2 separate regions of the Mus musculus genome follow, and region 2 is linked to region 1. Evidence: chromatin loops called from intact Hi-C (ENCODE). Cell type or tissue: heart. All regions are shown on one strand. Each heading gives the region's core, and the rest is flanking DNA. Links, peaks and the distances in the headings are about the cores only.

Region 1 (7,115 bases), core at 1-5,000:
CATATGTAAATGAACACCAAATTAGGAAAGGCACACAGTAGAAAAAAATGCAAGTATATAGAAATCTATATTAACTAGCTTATTAATAATAATTATAGCATATGTTCATAATGCTTTATATGTAAATGGTAGTACAGAATGACATCCAATAGTAGGAATTAAATGTTATTAAATCTTCTCACTTCATAGGACTTAGCTCTATACTCCCGGGAGTTGAGACTAGCAGTGTTCTTTGGACGAATAACTGCAACGTAAGCATCTTCGATGTTTTCTGGATTTCCCATTGCTTTATAAAACAAACAAAAAGTTCCTTGGAAGAGAAAATGACATAACTGGTGGCAAAGTAAAAACAAAAACAAAAGCAAATTATATCCTAGTCCAACAACTTTTATTTTCTAATATTTACTTTGAAAAAAATTATAAAATGCTGACTTTTATGTCTTACAATATACAATCCCTAAAAGGCAAGCAAGAAATGACTTTAATTTTATCTTCATCATCAAGAATCAAGAATTTGAGGCTTAAAAATGTGGTACAATTATAAAATATCCTATAAAGTAAACAATGACTTGAAATAGTGGTTCAGAATAATGCACTCTTATTTCCTACACATTATACAAACAAATGTGAAGTTTAGAATCTGGGAGTAGCTGGCTACTTTATACCTACTGACACTTTATAGCTTTCAGCAAAAAAAAAAAAAAAAAAAAAATATTTGACTTAATCATTTGGATGACCTCAGCTAGGTTCTATAACCTTTGGAGATGCCCATTGTAGATTGAAACCAGTTGGTTAGTTGACAAAAGAAATCCTTTCTGTCTGTGTTATCAAACCTCTAGATAATCCAAAGTTGCTCTTTGAAATATATTCAATATATTGATGAATGTAATCCTCCCTACCCCCCAAAACTATTTCTAAGTCTTCACTGAGCAATTTTGGAAAAAATAACTGAATTTCAGCTGTATATGTGACTGCTGAATGTTCTCGTGGTCAGTGCAATTACTTCTTCACAGCTATACTAAAAAGGTTCTCTTGGATTGAATATGTTCATCTTTTTGGCCTTTAAAGGTTCTCTGAGTTATATGCCAGTAAGTCTCGAAAAGAACATCAACCATAGAGTTTCTTTTCTAGTTACATTTACATGAACTCTCTTCAATTTTTTAAAAGGTCCATTAGGCATTAAAATGTTTTTTTCATATTTAATGAGTCCCTTACTGCTTCAACTCCTAGGAGAGAAAAAAGAGAAAAAGAGCACTTTCAAGAAAGGGCTGAAAATGTTCCTTGAGAGGATATACATTTTTATTCTGTTTTCTGAGAGGCAACTGATGTCACTCTGACACCCTGACTCACTTTCCTAAAATTTAAAAATGCCTTATTTTTGAAAGTTTCATTAAAATGAAATTCTTTTTAAAATTCAATAACTTCTGGCATCTTAAATAAAATTTAGTCTAAAAGCTTAACAAGTATTATTTCACAAACATTTGTCTTAATAAAACGTTTTTTTAGTTACAAAGTTTTCACTGATTTTGTACCAAAGAAACTAAAGGTATTTCTTTTTTTCAATTATTTATTTAGTTATGTTACATCTCAACTAAGGTTTCCCCTCCCTCCTCTCCCCTAAGACTCTCCTTTTCTCTTCAGAAAAGGGGAGGGAGACATCCCAAGGCTATCAACCAGCCTTCAAGTCAAATTTCAGTAAGATTATGTGCATCTTCTCCTATTGAGCTGGAAGAGGCAGCCTAGTTAGGGGGAAGGGTCCCAAAGCCAGGCAACAGAGACAGGGACAGCCGAAACTAAAGGTCTTTCCTTGAAGACGTTTGAATGAAACATTAGGATGAAGACATTTCATCTTGTTTAAAGTTTTGAGGATAGTTCATGGAATTTTTTTTTAGATAAAAAAATTTTAATAAGAACATTCTAAAAATCCACTACATGCAAAAGAGCTGCCTATAGAAAAAAAAAGGCTTTTCTTAAAACTTCCTGTTTAGCAACTGCTTTTCATCTCAGATTAACACCGACTAAAACATAATAAACTATAAACAAGATATATACATATGTATGAAAGCCTTAAAAACTGCAAACCTCTTAAAAAGACACTGTATTATAGACACTGTACAAAGAACATGGCAACTATAGAAAATGATGCTTTCTATAAAGTACCTAAAGGAGAAACTAAGTAGTTAACTTTCTGCACAGAATTTAAAGTAAACCAATTCTTATCTCAATCAATTCATAAGAAAACGTCTATTAGCAAAGTGTTTCATTTGTGAATACTCATTATATATTTTAAATACTCATATTTTAAATATATAAAACAAACTTACTGCTAGCAACATATTCGCAAAAATTCTTTTTTTTTTTATTTTAAGTTTATTTTTAAAAAAGTATTTGTACTGGAGCACTTAAAATAGTCTTCCAATGACATAAAAGGAAACAAAGGTTGAAGCCAGGAAAACAACAAAAGCTACCAGCGATGAAGGTGAAGCTGGTGCAACTGAAACCGACAGGAAGAGAGAACTAGTCAAAAGAATAAAAATAAATAAAGCCATTGCTAATATGCTATATGGCTCACTGCACTGGAGAAATGCTCAGGCATGAATGATATGCTGCCTAAAAAATGAGGACTTATGTAAGTGGAGATGGTTCATAACTTGGAGGGCTGTCTGCGATTTTTTTAAAAAATATGCAGGGATATTGTTGATTTTCATTATGATTGACAAAGGAGAGGCATACAATTTTCACTTAGTGCCCACAGCAGGGGTAATTACTCCTTTGTGGGTCAGTGAGTTTGTTTACAATAAAGACACGCTAAGTTCCCTGAGAGAGCAGGACAGGAATGGAGCTGAAATCTTGAGGTCGGCCAACCACATCAAGGCTTCTGGTGAAGTTACAAAGACCGAGGGGAGGAGAGAGCAGAGAGTGCAAGCCAAAAGGAGACATAAAGGAAGAACTCGGATAGATGGGAGAAGACAGCTACAATCGATAAGCTGTCACTGTCCTGGCAATGACAACACTGCCTGGGAAGTCTTTCCCTTGGCACCACCCACCAGTGCTCCCCTACCGGGAAAAATGCAAAGCTGCTTTTGCTCCAAAAGTTCCCACCCAAGAGACGCCGGTGACTTTTCGGTACCGGCGTGTAAGAAACAACACGCCTTGATGCAGAGCCTCGTGGGCGAGCTTCGGTGCTCCTGCCGTTGGCTCCAGCCGGCGTCTGGCTCTTCTTGCCTTGCTTTCCTTGTTTCCGCCAAGGAAACGGGAAAGACTCACCCGGGCGGGCGGCGGATCCTCTCCCGAGCCGCTACATCCAAGTCAGTGGGTGGGGCGGCAGTCGAAGGATGGCGGAGCCAGCCCGTCACCGTTTTCTCATTCCTTCTGCCTATCTAGGAGGCCCACCCCAACTTCCTGTGGCAGGAAGCCCCTGGATTGTCACCAAAAGCCGCCCCGCGAGTTCGGGTCTCAGGGCACCTGTTCCCCACCGTCCTTCCTCTCCCTCGGCTCCAGGAACCCTTCAGCCTCTCCACCAGCTTCGGGCTCCCAAAGGCCTCAGCTCGCCATCCCACCGCTACCGGCGCCGGGCAATAACTTCCGGGGTTACGCCCCCAAGGCCGCTTCAGGTTTGCGGCTGAAAAAGCTTCCGGGTCGGCCCGCGGGGAGCCGCCGTTCGTGCCGGTCCGTGCCACTTCGCGCGGCGGCCGCAGCTGTCTGGGAGCGGGCGACCGTGAGCTCGCGGGGTTTGGCGGCAGCCGAGCCCGACGCTAGCTATAGCAAGGACGGGGGTCGGGGAAGGGAGGTCGGCCTCCGCGGCTGCGTGCGCACGCGGCACGACCATGCGCTGGACTTGAGCGAGCGGCGGAGGCAGGCGCCACCGCCCCCCTCCTCCATAGCCTGAGAGCGGCGGCGCGCAGCGGGAGAAGATGGGGGGCGCCCGCCCAGTGTGAGCTCGCCGGGCGCGTCGGGCTCGCGCAGCGCTTCCCGCGGGCCTCCAGCGCGCATCCTCCGGCTCCCGCAGCCGCCGCCGCCGGCGGGTGGGTGGGGCGCCGAGTGGACCCGAGAGGTCACCCGCTCGGCGCGAGAGCCAGGTGGCCGCGACAGAGGAAGACCTGCAGATCTGGGGGGAATCGACGCGAGCCCGGTCCCGGCCGGGAGAAGTAACCGTAAGTTTCTGCTTCGCGGCTCGGCTCTGGCCGAGGCAGTCTCGAGCCTGCCTAGTTCACGCCCTTCCGCGTCTCTTGCGAGGGTTGCCCTGTCACCCCTTCTCTCCCCGTCCCCGAAGGAGCACAGCATCCTGTCTGCCCTACGGGGTTTCTCGCGCTCGCGAATTTGCAAGCCTCCCGGTTTCCGCGGCGCGTCCCATCCTCCACACACGTCTACATAGCCTTGTCCCTCTGTCCTCAAAAGATTCGTGCCCTCCTTCATTTTCTGTAGAACCCCGGACCTCACAGTCTCCGCAACCCTTGTTGGGACCTGGAAAGCCTTGGATTCCACTAACTCCGTGGACCTGAAATAGTGAGGAGCGACTAGGTTAAAAGTGCTCTGTAGGACTGTCATGGGTGGGGATAGGTGCAGATGGCACCACTGAACCTTTATTTGTGTTGCTTTTGCCACCCAAACAAAAGAATGAACGCTCCTCTGTACCCTCATTCCTCTACGTATGTGTGAACTGTTCGTACATTGATGTTTGAGTCGGAGGTAATTGAAGCTACAGCTGTAATGAAGCAGGTCTTGAAGAGTTTTTATTCTCACAAGCGTCATTCTTATGGAACGGCATGTTGAAAAATCTTTGGATTGAAAGACCCATTCAGGTTTACTAGTAAATGTGAAGACCAAATGTGAAAACATCTGGAGTTTTAGATAGTGTACTTTGGATGCTGTTAATTTCTTACTGTTTTGATTACTGTTTGACTAGGCTGTTTCTCGTTAAATTTTAGTTTGCATTTTTAGGTTGCTTTTGCAGAACTTTCCAGAAATTAGATTAAAATATAATTTTAATACTGTCAGTGATTAGACAGCTGTCAATGCATTAACTACTTTTTAAGGTACTATTAGAAAGCAAATGATAATTCTAAAAATAATGTTACTCTGTACGGTGTAGGTTCTGTTAATATTCTGTAAACTAAGGTAGTATGGTAACATTGGTGATTTTTTTTTCTTGGAAATTATTTCTTTAGGAACAATAAATATGTTTAGTCACCCCAGCAAGCCGTTTAGCAGTTTATCTTGGGCTGTAACTTTACACTTCACAGTTTAGTTTGAAGCAGACGCAGAAGATGTAGCTCCCACAGTCTGTCTGGAAATGGACTTTCCTTGGCACAGAAGCCCAGCACTGTGCAGACTTGAGGGCATTGTTGAAGGTGTAAAATCAGCTTCTGATGAAGAAGCTCTAAGGGTTTTCCTCAGGGAATGGCTAGCTGCATGGAACAATCTTTTTTGAAAATTCCACTAGTTTCTTTTATCTTTGGGACAAAGAGGAAAGATAGGAACAACATTTCCTACTTAATTTATTTGTTTTCTCAAAGCTCTGAGAATCTTGAGTTTATGCTATGTACGAGTCCTGAAGTCATGTATGCAGTCTTATAAACAGGTGCATGCTGAGCCATGGGGATAGAGTTCTGTTAGCCACTCTTTTAAACTCTTGCGGCACCCTCACTTCTGAGACGTGATTCCTTTCCTGGGTGTGCTCACTTGTGAAAGTGAAACACATATATTTATATAGCCTGCCTGTAGGTAAAAGATCAAAGTTATTTTCATATATGAGGAAATACAGTTGATGGAAAAGCATGAATAAAGTTTCTCTGATCTCCATGAATGGAGTGAAAAACTTTCCTCAGCGTTTTGAGTAATTTTCTTCCCTTTGAGGGTACATGCACCATTTATCTAGGTTATATTTTTAAGTGTTTCTTTCAAATATTGAGAGTCAGCTCAGAATTGTCTCAGCCTGGAGGAGTTTGTATATCATCCTAAAAATGCTTAGGTATCTAACTAGAGGAACAGTGATGTTTGGACTTTACAGTATCTTTTCTTTAGACTGCCTCTTTACTTTCCTGCTTCTTTCATTACCTCATTTCATTCAACCTTTACTGAACTGTGTGTGAAGATCAGGATTGATGCTCTGTCGATACAAGAAGAAGTGCATCAAGATTCCCTTTCTTGTTGAATTTACCAACTTTTGACTGATTCTGTCTAAATGCCTTGGAGGATTTTGGTTCTGCAATGAAACCACCTCTTCAGACTGAAAGTGATTGTATACCCCTGTTATTAGAAGGACTTACAGCCCAGTAGCATTTTGATACAGTTCAAACAGTTTCTCGGAGCCCCTAGCTTTTTTAGAAGCATAGCTTATGACTACTAACACTCTTCTCCCTGTGCTTCATTTGTACCCTAAACATTTCGTTTATTTTTAAAAATCAAAATCTGTTAAGAGCTTGCTCTTCTTTTGGCCAGTGCCCTTTACTAATTCCATGCTTTTCTGTCCTTGGTGTCATGGAACAGATCATTAATACTACTTGATTGCTTAAAAGACAGCAACATTTGTCATTTTTTTTCTGTTTTGTCACATGTGTGAGCATACACACACACACACACACACACACACACACTTATCTTGAAACTCATAGTCTTTCAGTTTCACTTGTAGTAAAAATCTTTGATATTACTCAAGTTTCTGAGAATTCCTACTCAACAGAACTATAAATTTGTTTGATGCTTGACCTATAAAGATGAACAAATGAAGATGTTCTTTATCATTGGGATGTAAATGCCCACTGGAAATACATGAAGAAAAAGCCTGTTCTGATGCCTTTTTTAGACTGAAGGTATAGAAGTATTGCCTTCCTTGTTAATGTATCCATTCAGTATGAGAAAGGAAGATATATAACTGTTTTAGCTGAAATTTCCTTCTGTCTTTGGTCGCAGACACTGATAGCTAGCTCTCAGGTTTTTTCCTACCAGGAGGTATTGTACATTACATTTTTCAGAATTTTAACAATAATTTTGCAGTGTTTCAGCTTACATGACTTAGAAGTAATCTCCAGTGGAGAAGCTGCTACCCATACAAAGAGCTGCTGCTGAATACCTTTACTCAGATTTCTTCTCTGTTGGTGTTCTGCTGTATTTCT
Region 2 (7,115 bases), core at 1,217-6,216, 71 kb after region 1:
CATACAGAGTAAGAGGTTTTATTATGACACTTTTTTAAAGAATTATTTATTTATTTTATATATAGGAGTACATTGTAGGTGTCTTCAGACACATGAGGAGAGGGCATCAGATCCCATTACATACAGATGGGTTGTAAGGCACCATGTGGTTGCTGAGAATTGAACTCAGGACCTCTGGAAGAGCAATCAGTGCTCTTATCCACTGAGCCATCTCTTCAGCCCCATTTATGACACTTTAATTCATAATTCCTTTCTGTTGATCCTCCTCCCTCCCTCTCCTCTCATTCTCCTGCCACCCATAACCAGTAGTCCCCATGCCTCTGTGTTCCAAGACCCTCCTTTGTTTTCATTAGCTTTTGCCTTCTCACTCCCTTTCTATTTCATGGCATACCCATATTATTTATATATCTAATTTGTATATGAGTTAGAGATTAGGACCTATATGTGAGGGCCGTGCAGGGTTTGCCCTTCTAAATCTGGATTACTTCAGTACAATAATTTATAGGTTTACCCATTTTCCTGAAAAATGTATAATTTAATTTTTAATTAATCTAATTTGCAGATAAAATCTGCAAAGTGTGTGTATATGTCACACTTTTATTATCTCTTCATTTGCTCATATATATGTAAGCTGGTTCCATTTCCTTATTTTGTGACTAGAGTATGTAGATAGGCAGATATCTCTGTGATAGTTGTAGAACCCTTTGTTTATGTGCCCAGAAGCTGTATCATATGTGATCATTTTATTTCCAATTTTTGAGAAACATACATACTGATTTGCATAATGGCTGTACCAATGAACAGCAGCAGCCAGTGAGTGATGGTTTCCAATCTCCACATCCTTGTTACCAGCATTCATTATTGTCTTATTCTTTAGTCATTTTGAATAGAATGAGATTGAATCCCAGTGGCTAAAGATGTTGAACAGTTTAAAAATGTGTGTTGACCTTTTGATTGTTTTGAGACCTGTGTTTTTGGCTCACTAGTCTATTTTACTGGCTGGTAGTTGGGGAGTAGGGTGGTGTTTAATTATATATCCACTAAAGGTTGTCTCTTGTTCTCAGGTTGTCTTTTTCACTCTACCAACAATCTCCATTTACGCTTTCTTTAAAAAGTCAAGAATCAGTTTTCATTGTGTTGTACTTTTCGCAGTTTTAGAAATGTCAGTACTTGTTATTCTCTTGAACATGCTGGTGTTATAAGTGACCTTTTGTAGTTCTCAACCACTTTCCTATTCCAAGAATAAGTTATCTAGCTGGTCTTGTGGTATATGTCAGCCTGTTTGTTTTCTAATACTTCACTGAGTTTGGCCTTATTATACAATACATAGTTTTACCAGTGCCAGATTAGCTTGATGTGCAGTGAACTCTTTGTCTAGTAGACTGACTGTTCCTAGTCAGTATTCTTATACAATTATCTTGCATTGAATGTGAATGGACCATTATCATCTGTGATTAAATATTAATGAACCACTACTGATAAAACATGTGAAGAATTTCTCTTTTCCTGAAATCTAAATCAGATTGCTTGGAGAGCATTTAAAAAAGGCAGGTAACTTTTAAAAATGCTATTTCATATTACTAAAATGAAGAAAAGGGAGATAGTTACTGTATGTGGGGTTCTATATACACTAAGGAAATGACAGAAATTATAGACAGTATTTTCTGGTATGGTGGGCATAAGAAACAGGAAGTAGAAACAGAACAGGAGGAAAAAAGGCCATGACCTTTTAATAAATTTTACATAGCTTCTAATAGAATGTGTAAAAATTATGTTAGCGTGGTGTGTGTGTGTGTGTGTGTGTGTGTGTGTGATGTTTTCTTTATCTGTTCATCTGCTGATCAGTACCTAGCTTGAGTCCATTAGCTGTTGCAGTTAGTGTTAAAACAAACATGACTGTCCAGGTATTGCAATAGTGGGCTGACATTGGTTCTTATGAATCATTGTATGACTAGATTGTGCTGTTCTGTTTTACATTTGGGGGGGGCACTTTTAATATACTTGACAGTGTGTGGTGATGGGGAGGAAGAACACACTTTTGGAATCCCAAAAAAGGTTTCAAGTCTCTTTCTGAGAGTGGATAAGTTACATAACTTCCCTGGGTCTTACTTTCTTCAATTTAAATAAAAACTGAAAATGTTATTAGGAGAAATAAATTAATGTATATAATAAATATTATATATATACACATATATATATGCATATATACATATATGTATATGTATAACACCAAGCAAAATTTTTTAATATTTTAGCTTTTTTTAATTTTGGATTTTTATGACTCTAGACTTTATAATAATGTTTTCACTTGACCATTTTATAAAGATTCACATAAAGAAGATTATCTGTACTAAATTAATCCATATTTAAGCTAAGTTAATTCACTAAAATTTTATTTATAACCCAAATTATTTTTTCCTTCTTTCAGACCCTTTACCAAATGACCTTTAGGACTATAACCATTTTACAACTAAAGACCATGTGAAGGCTGTTGCAAAATTATGTTCTAAAAGAGAAATGTGGCTAAATTAAACCTCTACCAAAAAATTAGTAAATTCTAAGTAAAACATCTACCTAAAATAATAGTAGGAATTACTAGGAATTCTGAGAACATTCTTAACATATGGTACTAGTAATTGTAGTTTAAATTCCATTTTAAAATATTACTAACTTTTGTCTACCAAGACATGCCTTCATAGTTACTATTATATAGAATACATTCTATAATTTTTAACTTTTCATTTATCCTGTTTCAATTTTTAGTATGTTTCAAACATTGTAATTTCTGGGTTTTCATATATATCTGTTTTGTTTTTCCTAAAGATTGGGACAGGGAGAAGTTGCTTGAAGCTTGGATGTCCAACCCAGAGAACTGCTGCCAGCGGTCAGGGGTGCAGATGCCAACCCCACCACCCAGTGGGTACAATGCCTGGGACACGCTGCCTTCCCCGAGAACTCCAAGGACTACAAGATCCTCTGTCACCTCCCCAGATGAAATCAGTCTGTCTCCTGGGGATTTAGATACCAGTTTGGTATGGCTTAGTATACTTCCCAAAGCTTTTAGTCTTTCAACTTTTAAACTATGTGTGATACTGCCCTGTAGAGTGGTTGGTTGTAGTACTGTAACTGAATCTCCTACCTTGTTTTGAAGGCTTGGTAATTTTTTTTGCCTTTGTAAGTTCTTACTACTATAGAATGATTTTGTGATATCTGTATTATCGGTTGAAAAGCAAAATATTTTCTCACTTCAAAACAGTTTGGAAAAACCATATACTACATTTTCACCTAGAAATATTCAATGTATTTAAATAAAGCATAATGAAATACTAAAACTTAGTTTATAGTATATATTCTTAATCTAAAATGAAAATTTTAAAGTAATTTACTGAATGGTAATATTGTAAAGCATTTGCAATATATTGTGATGATCATATGCTTGTTCTAGCAAATGTTCTGAGTTCATTCAGTACATTTTCTTAATCAGTGCTTCTCCTTTAACAGGCAACAGTCCTGCCCTTGTGTGCAGTAAACAGACAGCACCCTGCTGCTGTGCTGTGTGCGAGATTATGGTGCATTAGACTGCTTTAGCCACTTGAAATTTGTAATAAATAAGAAAGCTTCCCTTCGTCCTCTGTAGGAACCATTTGGGAAGGCAAAATGCTATTTCTGTAATACACATTTGTAACAAAGTTGCTTCTCCTAAGTCATGTTAACATAGCATTGTTTACATAGTTTTGTATCAGACTTGCTTGCTTGAACACTTTACCCGAGTGCACGTGCACATGCGCGCGCGCGCGTGCGTGCGTGCGTGCGTGCGTGCGTGCGTGTGTGTGTGTGTGTGTGCGTGCGTGCGTGCGTGCGTGCGTGCGTGTGTGTGTGTGTGTGTGTGTGTGTGTGTGTGTGTGTGTGTGTTAGGGGCTTAGGGGAGTCGTTAAGAGATGCTGGTACTTGAACTCAGGTGATCAACCCTGCTAGGCAAGCACTGTACCACTGAGCCGCATCACCAACTCAAGTTGCCACTCTTAATATCCTGACTTGTTGTATTCAAATACAAAGTTTCTCTGTTCCTGTGTATTTTCCACAGTAAGCATAGAATGAAAGATACTGCAATGGTTACTTTGTAGCACACCATGTGATCTTGACCTGAATAGATGGTAATGATTTATTTCTTATATTTCCCTTTCCTAATGCTCAATGCTGATTAATAGGTAAACTTAGTTAAATGGAAAATATAAAAAAGACAGTCAACCTTGTAGCTTTGAAACTTTTCAATTTTTAAGAATTATAATTACTGTAACTTTGAACTAGTGAACAAAATTAATGTATTGCTTCTCTTCAGAGTCTGACCCTGTTAAGTCATTTTTCTTGTCCATCTCCAGTGTGACATTTGTATGTGCAGTATTTCTGTGTTTGAAGATCCAGTGGATATGCCCTGTGGACATGATTTTTGTAGAGGCTGTTGGGAGGCGTGAGTACATGAACAGCTTGTTCATCTCTTACTAATTGATAGCACTTTTGACTTGGTAATGAAATTGTCTTCAGTATTTAATGATGCTGATTATTTGTATTGGTTTTTGAGTTAACTGAAATGTACTGTTTCACAAAGAAGGAATAGTTTTGTCTTTCCTTTTTGACATCAAGGGAAGTATAACTAAATAATTGTATTAGTATTTTCTTTTATATTACATATAATATAAATTTCAGATGTACACCTAAATACCAATAATCAGTTTCTATCTTATATCGCACGAATTTTAAGCATTGGTGGTCTCTGAATTTTTTTAAGGCAGTCAGAAAGCCTTGAAAACCTGTAAGAACTACAGATAATTGAAATTCTTTTCTGTTACTCTAAAGTCAAATGCTTACACTAGAGATTGGGTGTGTATTACAGTAGAAATTTTTCTTCTCATGCTTTTCTCTCATTTCTTCTTTATAATCTGTCTTAGATTTATATATTCTCATGTCTTACCTTGAACTTTGTGAGACAGTTTTTAAAACAAATGCAGATTAGTATAAATGAATAGTATAGTATCTTACTGTCTCTGGGGACTTTTTATTTAATGATTTAAGCAAAATATGTTATAAGGATCTTAAACAAGTCTCTAATACTATTTTTTTTCATGGAATATTGGGTACCAAGTGTAGGGATGTGGGGAGCATTGCATGAATGAGATAGCAAAGACTTGGTGGTTTGCTGTATTTTTGTTTTGTTTACAGTTTTGCTGTAATGCAATTGTTATATATCTGTCTATACATTTAAAATAAATTAGTTCATAAATTGAGACATGTGTACACCATGGAACTATAACCACAATCAAGACAATAAGTGTCTCTGTTAGCTTCCCAAATTTACTCATTAGGGTCGAGAGTGGGTAAAGTGGTTCCCCAAACATTGGAAACCAACCTCATGTCCTAGAACACACATACTAGCATGCACTTATAGACCCAGTGTTAGAGGCAGAAACGTCTCAACCCTGGAGCTCCTTGTCCAGCCAGTCTAGCATCATTCTTAAAAAATAGCCCTCTAGCTCCATGGCAATGAGAGGCTCTACCTCAGAGGCACTGTCCTCAGAGGATAGTGTTTCTAGGATAACATCTCAGGTCATCTGGCCTGCACACATGCACTCCCGTGCACACTCGCACGCACGCACGCGCGCGCGCACACACACACACACACACACTCTTACATGTACCTGCACATCTTTCTGCCTCTCCATCCTCCTCTCTTCACCTTCCCTCACCCTGAATATATATAACACAGACTGATCTGTGTACTGGTTTCATCTGGTGTACTTTTTATGTTTTCTAAAACAGTGTAAAGCAAGACTTCATTTGGAGGGAAAGAAATGCTTTTCAAAAAGTCAGAATAAATAAGTATACCTGTTTGTTTTAGATTCTAAACATAGACTAGACTTTTAAATCTAATGTGATCAAGTCAGCATAGCTAATACAAGTCAACTAATTCACAATAGTCAAACTCACAAACTAAAGCCATTTTTAGCACAATTCTTGAGCAGAAAATTTTCTCTGGATATTTAGTTTCAAAGTCTCAACTATATTATCTGAAGGACTGTTAGTTAGGTTTTACCATTGGTGGTTGTTGGACTTGGTTCTGATATGAAAATTGGCCTTGCCAGTGAATTACTTGGATTTTTTTTAACCTTTAATGACCTTCCTCATATAACTAGTATCATAGAACTACCCCCTAGCCAGAAAGGGGGGTTAGTAAGTTTTAAATTCTGTTCTTATTGTTTTCCTTGATATTATACCATCTACTTACCATTCTCCACCTGACCCATGACAGCTCTTGTCAAACCAGACACTAGTAAAACAAATTGAGTAGTTGATATATTGAGTTAAAAAAATATTTTAAAATTAATAGCAGTCTGCGGGAGACTGATGGCTTACCAAGTAATGGCATTTGCTTGAAAACCCCATCTGTTTCCCTTTTACCATCTCCTCTGCATTGTCACTGTAGCCAGATGCTTTGAGGCATCTGTGCCAGTGACTTGAGAGGAACTTATTCTTTCTACCCACACAAAGACATTCTTCCTAATAGTAAGGCTTAAGCCTCATGTCTAATACAGTCTAAGTCTCCCTTGTTCCTAAGTACAGTGAAATTAATAAACAGTGCAAAGGAAGAGGATGATAGAGAATCAACATTGTTGATCATGCTACCAGGCAGTTATAATGTAGTTACTTGCTTTCCGTCTGTTTCTCTAGAATTGCTAAATACTGTACGATCCAGAGCTAGGAATGTATCTCAATAGAATGCTTAGCTAGCATGCATGAGTTCCAACCTTAGTATCATTTAAACCTGGCCTGCTTGGCACATACCCGTAATTCCAACAACATATATGAAGGGAGGCAAGAAGACAGAAGTTCTAGGACACTCTTAGTTATATATATAGGGTCTTAGTTCAAGACCCTTCTAGGTACATAAGACCTTGTCTCAGAAAAAAAAATTCATTTAAATTCAGATGTAAAAAGTTCATTTTATGCTTGTACATAGACTATATTACATAACAGTTACAACGCCATATGCAGTGTCTGGCAGTGTAAGAGAGGAAGAGTAAGCCCAGGTCTTGGTGAATACCACTACACCATATAACTCT

Evidence for each region. Hi-C counts contacts between places; a loop is a spot of excess contacts. Peaks named below come from ENCODE experiments on the same cell type or tissue, not always from the same donor. Only the 100,000 strongest peaks of a DNase experiment are listed, where the experiment ranks them.
Region 2: a loop joins it to region 1, with 5 times the contacts of the local background. A loop is called at or near these places in 5 of 42 quality-filtered maps.

The regions. Positions count from the first base shown.
Region 1 is chr5:3,799,636-3,806,750 of GRCm38, reverse strand. It overlaps Ankib1 (ankyrin repeat and IBR domain containing 1), which reads left to right and starts at 3,627. Exons shown (of 20, transcript NM_001289527.1): 1 at 3,627-4,154. Krit1 (KRIT1, ankyrin repeat containing) reads right to left here and starts at 3,586. Exons shown (of 17, transcript NM_030675.3): 1 at 3,268-3,586; 2 at 183-286. The coding sequence starts at 284. In heart, for the core only: a CTCF peak has its summit at 3,075; DNase peaks (open chromatin) are centred at 3,490 and 4,320; H3K4me3 peaks cover 2,758 bases; H3K27ac peaks cover 2,208 bases.
Region 2 is chr5:3,729,893-3,737,007 of GRCm38, reverse strand. Ankib1 (ankyrin repeat and IBR domain containing 1) reads left to right here. Exons shown (of 20, transcript NM_001289527.1): 6 at 2,824-3,032; 7 at 4,380-4,468. Among named protein-coding and RNA genes, the nearest start is that of Ankib1, 70 kb to the left of the region's middle. In heart, for the core only: no CTCF peak of the experiment used is centred there; no DNase peak of the experiment used is centred there.